Linked DNA regions of Homo sapiens: region 1 is linked to region 2. A link is a contact called in ENCODE Hi-C or POLR2A ChIA-PET data. All regions are on one chromosome and are shown on one strand. Each heading gives the region's core, a stretch centred on a gene start or an enhancer-like site at or near the end of the contact. The rest is flanking DNA. Distances are from core to core; before and after follow the strand shown. Region 1 overlaps IL21-AS1 (IL21 antisense RNA 1). Region 2 has its middle 41 kb from the start of IL21-AS1.

Region 1 (4,442 bases), core at 1,200-3,699, 88 kb after region 2:
TTGGAGATGTCAAAAATCAACCAGAATTTTGAGCGTAGTATTTTAGAAAGTTTGGCATGACCTAATTTTAGTTAACTGGAAATATTCCTAATTAAAGATGAATATATTTGATGTGACAGAATGCCTTTAAGGATTTTAATGTTACAAGAATTAGTTCTAATTCTTTGTGTAATTAATATTACAAGAATTAGAACTAATTCTTGTAACATTGAAATGAGAATTAATGAAAAATAGTAATACGAAGATCCAAATTTAACTAGCTTCTTCATTTTTAAAAAGAATATAAGTCTTACTAATTTAACTATAACCTAATTTTTTCTCCTTAGTTGCATTTTTACAGTACACCAAGTTGGAGAAATTATCAATACTACCGTAAATATTTTAATGTTATATTAAGTTTAGATACGTTGTTTAAAAGCAGAAAAAACTTAGTCCAATATAGTGAACAGGAAATATGCTTAACGTTAGTGCTGTATGAGTTATGATCCATCTGTAAATAAAACAGTGAAGGAAGAAGCATATGTTTTAGAAAAGTATCCATCATCCAGTAAAACAAGAAATTTTGAATCTTGGCATTTGACATTTGTACCATATTGTACACTTGATTTCCCTTTGTTTCTCCTATTTGGTGGCACAGGTGGTTTGCAGCCATGAAACATGCCAATTGCTTAGCTATGTGCCATCACCGAATTCACCAGCACCCTGAGAAATAGCAGGCTACTCAGCAACAGTTAACAAACACCACGAGGAAAACACTTCAAAAAATGTAGGTCAGTGCCCACAAGAGGACAGTTTTACTGCAAAGTACCATGTCAAATAGTAATTACTTGCATATAGAGGAATGCTTAGGAAATAATGCTGTCAAGAAAGAGAAGGCGCAGAAAGGAGCTTACACAATCAAAATACCGTGTGGAGGAAAATACAGGGAGTTGGAGGACTGATTGCCCTGGGTTTCCATCCCAGTTTTAGACCCAGCTAGGAAAAGTCACTTAAGCTCTCTGTACCTCTGTCTTCTCAAATAGAAAATGGGAGGAAGGATACACCTAAGACCATTACAAAGTATAAAATAAGCTCAGTGCCTGGACTGTGGCGGGACTTGTTAGTTCCTCTTCCTAGTATTTCTGCTTAACACAAATTAATGAATACATGTATGCTGATTTGATGCTTTAACATAATCACCTACTCATTTACAAGAGCACCCATGACTTACTCAGGCCTCCCACACCCAGTGGACATGGGCCTGTGGGGTAGCATTAGCCCCCTCCAGGCAGCTCTAGAAACCTCACATCTCTAGGCTTCCCTGGCCCACCCCTGTCATGATAATTCAGATGAATTATCTGAGCTACATCAGTTTATGATTATGTTCTGCTCATCCAGAGAACACCAAGTGTTTTTAAGTACTTTCTAGAGTAACTCAGAAATAATTCAGAGTCTGCCTTTTCTATGGGCTTTCATTTCTCACACCTCCTTCTCCCATTTGAAAATTATAATAGTAACAGTAAACACAATGACAGTTGTCATTTAGTGAAGGCCTGCTACATACCAAGCACTGTGCTAAGTCCTTTAGGTACATTATCCTTCAGACAATTCAGAGAGGTATGTATTTTTATCCACACATGCACTCCTTGATAGCAAGAACCATCCCTTTCAAGGCAATCTTCCTGAAAGAGCTGGAATTTCCTTAGAAGCAAGTTTCCTGGATATTCTGGTTTTGCAGGCCAGAGGTGCCCCCATCTGCAGGGATCTCTTACACCTTCTGCCATTAGAAAGAACACTTGACACCCAGGCCATGTGGTGAGTTCTCATCCTGCTCAGCCATGCTCTATGGCTATACTTTCTAGGCCCCTCCTTCAAGCCTAGGTTGGAGGAAAAACTCTGTTGACCCAATTCTAGACCTTCCTGTCAACCCAGGGGGGTCACCTGGTTCTTTTTAGCCCAGAGCTCCTGGGCAAGACCCTTGCAATGTCCTCTTGACTCTCTCACCTCCTCCCACTATGCATTTTTGCTACATGTTACACTATTGATTCTACTAAATCACACCAAGGCAGATGAATCCCTCTCTGCAGCAAGCCCTCTAATGTAAAATAATCTCTCATGCCCATAATAAAATTCTGATATTATAGATAAGATGATGACTGAGATTCAAAGATAAATAGCTTTGCCTAAGATGACCCAGGTAATTACAGCCAGCACTAGAACACAGACTTCAAATTCAGGGCTTTTTATACCATGCTATTCTGTTTCCTGATCTTGTCCACTCAATATATTTCCAGGAATTTCAGAAATCAGACAGTATCCTTTCTTATCTCATTTAAATACTCAATTCTCTGGAAAATGTTTATCTTATAAAAATAGTTACAAGCATTCATAAATAGTAACAGCAAATTTATTGAATGTTAAATACTAAGGAACATTAAGTACTTAAAACATTTTAAAAGAGTGATTCACTAGCATTCCTAAGAAACTGCAATGGGGATGATTCACTACAGAAAGTTAAATGAGACTTTGAAATAGACTGTGTACGACTCATAAATTATAAAAAAAAAGAGAGAGAGTAAAGATTAAAAAAAAAAAACCCTTTGTGGTTGCTTTTCTTACAGCTGAATATCATTTTACTAGAAAAGGGGTTGGCCAACCTATTGATTCATCCTGGACGGATGCCACTTTTTGTTTTACATATCTTTTAAAGAACTATTGTTTATTTCACCTTCTTCTTCTTCTTCTTCTCCTTCTTTCTTCTCTACCTCCTCCTCCCTTTTCTTTTTTTGCATGGGGGGAGGGTAATTAAAATTAGTTCATACAAAAAAAATCACATATTGTGCTACAAAATTAATATCTATCAAACTGAATTTTATATTGGCTTCATTTGCCCTTTCTCCTTGTCCACAGATAATGCTTATAATTTTTTTCCAAGGGAGATAAAGATATTAGAATGATCTGCTTCTAAAGGTAGAATGAAAGTAAGGTCGGTGTTGAGATGTTATGAATTCACTCTTCAGGGAAGTTTCCAAGCTTATGTAGAACAATAAATTAGTTAAGGTTCTCCAGAGAAACAGAATCAACAGGATGTAGATAGATGATAGATAGATAGATAGATAGATAGATAGATAGATAGATAGATCAATTGATCTTCATCTGTCTATGTGTCTATTGAAAAAGAGAGAGAGATTTTAAGGAATTGACCCACACATGATTGCAGGGCTGGCAAGTTCAAAATCTGCAAGGAGGCCATCAGGCTGGAGACCCAGAGAACAGTCAGTGCTGCAGTTCAAGTCAGAAGGCCGACTGCCCACAGAATTCAGAAACCAGGCTTCTTAAAGCCTTTAACTGATTAAATGAGGCACATCCACATTATTGAGGGCAAGCTACTTCACTCAAAATATACCAATTTAAATGTAAATGTCATCTAGAAAACACTTTTTTATAAGACAGAAACATCTAGAATAATGTATCAAATATCTGGGTAATGCAGCCTGGCCACGTTGACACATGAAATCAACCATTACCCTATGTCCCATTCTCAACCTGGTCAGAATAATTTTCAATTTTCGAAATGTCCCATTTTCAACCTGGTCGCATAATAAACTCTACCAGACACACTCTTTTTCTCTCCCTGGCTTAGTCAGAAATTTTTATGGTTTTCACAAACTAAAATCTGGTTTGCTACATTTTTGAGAATTTAGAAGGGAAATTATTGCCTCAACTCTAACCGTAGTGTTACAAATCAATAGCAATTTTCTTTGCTAGCATAGGTGGGAAAATTATTTTCTTCAAGCTCCAAAGATTTGACGATTCCTTCCCTGCTAGTCACTATAAACAACGGCATAAATCTCTGGGATTATGGGAGTCACTTTCCCAGCATTTTAAAACAATTCCAGTTCTCTAATTCCTTTCTTTAAACTTCTAATATTGACTCATCCCTTACTCTGTTCCCTACTCTGTCTTATTCTTAACAGATGTAAGAAGAGCCCAACAGCAATTGAGTCAGAGCTGGGGAAAGATGAGAAGTTTGTGGGTCCTAACTCCCCTGATCCTAAATAATCTTGTTGGCACCAGGGATTCCACCCATGAAAGTTACCACTCTGAGTGTGTGCGTGCGTGTTGGTGTGTGTGTGTGCCTGTGTGTCTGTGTGTGTCTGTGTTTTGAAGGGAGGAGAGCAGAAATTAAGAGAAAGATGCAGAGGACATAGAAGAAAGAGGAGATTGATATTTTCTTTTTCTTAGCTCTTTGTCCCTAAATGCCTGAAAAATTAGGATTTAAAAGACGTAAGATTTTGAAAACATATGTTTGCTTTCATCTAAATCTTTCACCATCAAGATTGACATTGTGCTGGAGCCATGAAGAATGAGATGTAAAGGTTGGAGTCAGAAGAGGAAAAGGCATCCCAGGCACAGGAGTGGTGAAGAAAGCAGCCACTTTGTGGGAAAGCAGCCTGGCCAGA
Region 2 (4,544 bases), core at 1,445-3,944:
CCTGGCTCATTTTTGTATTTTTTGTAGAGATGGGGCTTCTTCATGTCACCCAGGCTGGTCTTGAACTCCTGGTCTCAAACAATCCGCCCACCTCAGCCTCCTAAATTGCTGGGATTATAGGCATGAGCCACTGAGCCCAGCCATAACCCATGATTTTAAACTAATGACAACGTAAGCTTGATTGCAAAAACAAAGAAGCAAAGATAAAAGCTAATACAAACTCTACCCTTTTACTTAATCCTCCCTTTAAACTTTTGGTTGTTTCATGTTATATTTTATTATATACTATGTCTTAAAAGCTGTTGTAGTTATTTTTGATAGGTTCATCTTTTATTGTTTCTACTCAAGATATGAGTGGTTTATACACCACAATTGCAGTGTTACAATATTCTGTATTTGTTTATGTACCCACTATTACCAATAAGTTTTATACCTTCAGATAATTTCTTATTGCTCATTAACATCCTTTTCTTTCTTAAAATGAAAGTGAAGCAAATACTATGTCCACATTTATGAGTAGGCTCCTAGTGATAATGGAGCAAAGCAACTAGCCCTCAGGCAGGGCCTGGTAAGGTCACCATGCTTCACTCAGCACCTGGAGTCTCGCATAGCAAGCTCAGATGTGCCAGTTTAGAGGGTCTGACTCACATTAACCAATTCACAATATGCTGATCAGTTCCCAGGGTCTTTATAATAAAGCGGGAAATTACTCAACAGACTGGATATTTGTAAGTATGTAATTTTTACCAACAGGAGAGTGGCTTCCTTTAAAGTTCAGAGAACCCCTTATTCTGTAGTCCTCTCACAACACTGTCTGAAAGGGCTAATTCTAAAAAATATCTCATCATCCAAACTTTGTGGCTGGTACCCTAAAGAGGCCCTGGTTGAATGCAATGACGTCTGGGCTTCTATTTTGATGTACATGTCACAGCACTATGTCCTAAGAGACATGTTTTAAAGAGGCCTGAGAGAATCGAAGACAACCTATTCATAAAAACATTGATATGAATATAGATGTATAAATGTGCACATCACCATAATGTGAGTTTAAAAGTAGAGAGAAAAAACATCATGGAGAAAAACAAGTTTTTAAAGCACAATATACAGAATAATTTTACAACTAAAACTTTGTGGCCTAGAGCATCAAGCCTGTTAATTCGTCATTTCTTTATCTGCATTGCCCCCCAGTGGTAAAATGGCATTAGTCCTTTGGAGAAATTAGGTAGATTGAGAGTAAAGGAGACAGGCTGGAACAAGAAAGAGGCAACAGTTCAGATTAAAAAATAAAATAGAAAAGAAGGAAAGTTTTTGTTTCCTGGAGCAGTAATCAGGAGAGTTTGGCATGAGAATGTTGGGGAGAGCCCCTGGCACCTGCAGGAGCAGCTTTTGCTGCCCATGGACATTGGTTAGGTCTCTTACATTTCTTAGAATTGACGAGGTTTTGCTTTGCTTTGTTTTGCAGGCCTGTGTAGGGTGGGTGTTGTGATACTGAGTCACATTGCTCAGCCACCACTGTACCTACCCTGTACTCCCCATCATCTCAGAGAAATGTGGCCTAGGAAATTGGATGACATGGTCCATAGTATGCATTTAGCAGAGGAGATGTTGGCAGAATAGCTTAGTGGCCCAGAAATGCAGGGCATTCTACCCTTTTTAGCTACCCTGGGGACTCACAGACAGACGAGGGCCTTTTAAAGAGGGTGTTTGTTTATAATTTATGTCCATCTATTTTCAATGAGACAAGGAGAGCTACAATGAATATCACAGTCAAATGGACATTAGAAAAATAAAGATGGCAAACTAGAAACAATCTTGAGGAAGGAGCAGAAACAGTACAGGGACTTTGGCACAAGGTGATTACCACAACTAAGCATTGCATTTAGTTCTAAATTATGGCTAATGCAAACTGGAAATGCAGGGAATTATATAGTTTCCATTGCCTGGAGCAAGAAAACTTAACTGATCTTCAGAGATACACAGTTCTTGGCATTATATGACAAGAGGAATTCCAGAAATCCTAGATCCATAAATAAATATTGCTATTGAAAATTGAAATATTGCATTCAATTGCATTGAAACTATCCAAATGTATAGTTGATTCTCTTCCATGAGAGCTTGCAGACCTGTTACTACACCTAGTTAGTTCCCCTAACCTCTGGTGAGACCTCTAGTGGGCCATGGAGTTACTGCAAAGTGTCCGTGAATCTCGATTCTAGAGGGATCGTTTCAGTAGTGAAAAAATGTTTTGTGCAAATAAATGTACCAATATTTTTCAAAAATATTTAATATGAAGATTATTATAACTAGTAAAATATAAATTTATTTAAAAGAACTACTGAATTCACATTAGCTTCTAGTTATTACAGACTTTCTTAATTAGAGTCTACTAATAATGCCATTATTTTAAAATTGTATATTACAAGTAGGTCCTTGTGCTTGTAAAGGTTGTAAACCATCACTGGTGCAGACTATCTAGATGGTGTTATTAATCTAAGCGGAGAGGGCAGACACTGCCCACCCCTCCTTAATCATACTCTCAATAACTTTTTCATGTTCTATGATGAGCTCCAAGGAAGGCACTTTGTGCTCGGATGCTCTGGGGCTTTGCTCAGTAGTTAGCTTTGTGGTTTTAGGAGGCCCAAGAGAACTTCAGGGCTTTCCACTCTGAGCACTTTGTTCAGGAAGCTTAAGAGACTTGTTGTGGTTTCGGAAATGACATGCTTGAAGTTGGAGTTCGCACAAACTACTGCTCCTGCTTAAACAGATGGTAGGAAGAAAGACAGCCATAGGGGCTGGTGGCCTGAAAACCGAAGCTGTGGTTGTCTCCACAGACAACTGTTCTTCAACAAGCTTGCAATTAATTGCTCCACAGAGACATACGCACTTCTTTCATGTGGGCAAAGAAAGAACTTTATCAGACAAAAAGCCTCATTTCTCTTAAAACGGGATGAAGGGGAGGAAGTTAGGCAGTCAATCGGGGCAGATTTTACAACACTGAAAATCACGTTTTTGTTGAGTTCTCCCTTAACATATGGGTGACTCCATGCTGCTATAGATGCTTCGTAGATATTTGTGTTACTGTCAACTGCTGGCTGATAACTGCCATAAAGCCCCTAGAGAGGGGGAGGCAGAGCTCCCTCAAGCAAGCCTAAAATCTTAACCTACTGTGGTCTAACTCAACCAGCTTAACTTGGCTGTCTGGGGACAGAAGCTGATGGCAACAAGATTTCAAAAGTAAAATGGGCATGTGCAAAGCCTTGTAAGAAACAAAGTATTTCAGCCTCACCTGATGCAGTGGTGCCATTAAACAAGCTACCAAATCAGCATCGCAAAAACAGACTGGCATATTTGTTAAATATAGTACCAAGGTCACAAATAGTTTTTAGTTATAACTTTAAATTTATATATAGACACATATAAATTTGAATGTCTAGACAAAAATGCCTCTCCCACAGTCTATCATGGCTCCTAAGTTATACCATTGGAAATTCATTGATTTGAGCCAAGAGTCTTTTCTATCTCAGAATGTGAACATTCTGGTGGATGTGTCTGGTAGAAATGGGGAAAATGACACACATCTGAAGATGGGACAAGGTGCCAGTAAGGAAAATAGAATGATAAAGGAAAATAAAAGGTAAGACAGATAGTTCTCACAGCTTGGAATGTTTGGAATCTATGGTCAGAAACAAGGTGGCCAAAGGCAAAAATCACAAACTGGGCAAGGTTCTGCCGGCTTGTGGCCCAACCTCTCAGCTCCCCTCCTCTTCCCTGCCAGGCCCTCCTCCCCTTTGGCAGACTTGATCTCAAGCTTTAAGCTCTTTTTTACCCTCTTTGCTTTAGCAAACCTATCATATAAAGCGCACTGAACCAAGGAAACACACATTCACATCTTGATTCTTTGGCTAAGACATTCCATCTCTTTCCATCTTTCTTGTAAAATATGGTTATTACTATATATTTATATAGTATATATATATATGCTAAATATATATTATATATTTATATAGTGTATATATATGCTAAATATATATTATATATTTATATATAAAAATATATTTTTTCTTGCATCTTAACATTACTGAAGTCTGGAAACATTTTTAAATGAGTACCTTTTTTTTTGCACTTTCTCACAGGTTACTGTGAGGGCTGAATGTGCAAAACTTTTTCTAAAGTGTTGCCAATGTATAACCGTAGACAAATAAAATGCCCTGAGATCATTCCCTACAGCATCTGCTGTCTATGGAATGATGGTCCAAATGATTGCCAGTGACATCTCACAGGTTCCTACACAGCATGCACATGAGGACTTATAAAGTATAAAGGCTGCTGGAAGATGAATGTTGGTCTTCTGGCAGATGAAGAAAGAGGAAGGTTTGAGGACAGGCCAGCCATGTGGTGCTTCTCAGTATACCAGGTGGATAATCCTCACTCTTATTCCTGGGCTATTCTTCAGCAATTTTTATAGTATAGCATCTATTGTCTTTAAAGTATTATGGTCAGGGAATGCATGGCGTCAGGCCTACTGGGGGTCTTGCTGTGGTCAG

Evidence for each region. A loop is a pair of places that touch in the nucleus more often than their neighbours do. ChIA-PET counts read pairs that join two places held with the same protein, here RNA polymerase II (POLR2A). Pooled maps may share reads with other maps.
Region 1: a pooled map shows a loop between it and region 2 (5-fold over the local background). The contact joins two enhancer-like sites. A Hi-C loop is called at or near these places in 11 of 50 pooled maps. POLR2A ChIA-PET finds 5 or more read pairs at or near these places in 2 of 52 experiments (activated CD4-positive, alpha-beta T cell and activated naive CD4-positive, alpha-beta T cell).

What each region holds. Positions count from the first base shown.
Region 1 is chr4:122,664,527-122,668,968 of GRCh38, forward strand. All of the region lies in intron 10 of IL21-AS1 (IL21 antisense RNA 1), which reads left to right. Among named protein-coding and RNA genes, the nearest start is that of IL21, 46 kb to the left of the region's middle. Within about 2 kb of position 2,450, at least 3 of the 41 ENCODE cell types and tissues checked have a DNase peak (open chromatin) inside an H3K27ac peak, as active enhancers do.
Region 2 is chr4:122,575,842-122,580,385 of GRCh38, forward strand. No RefSeq gene overlaps it. Among named protein-coding and RNA genes, the nearest start is that of IL21-AS1, 41 kb to the right of the region's middle. Within about 2 kb of position 2,695, at least 3 of the 41 ENCODE cell types and tissues checked have a DNase peak (open chromatin) inside an H3K27ac peak, as active enhancers do.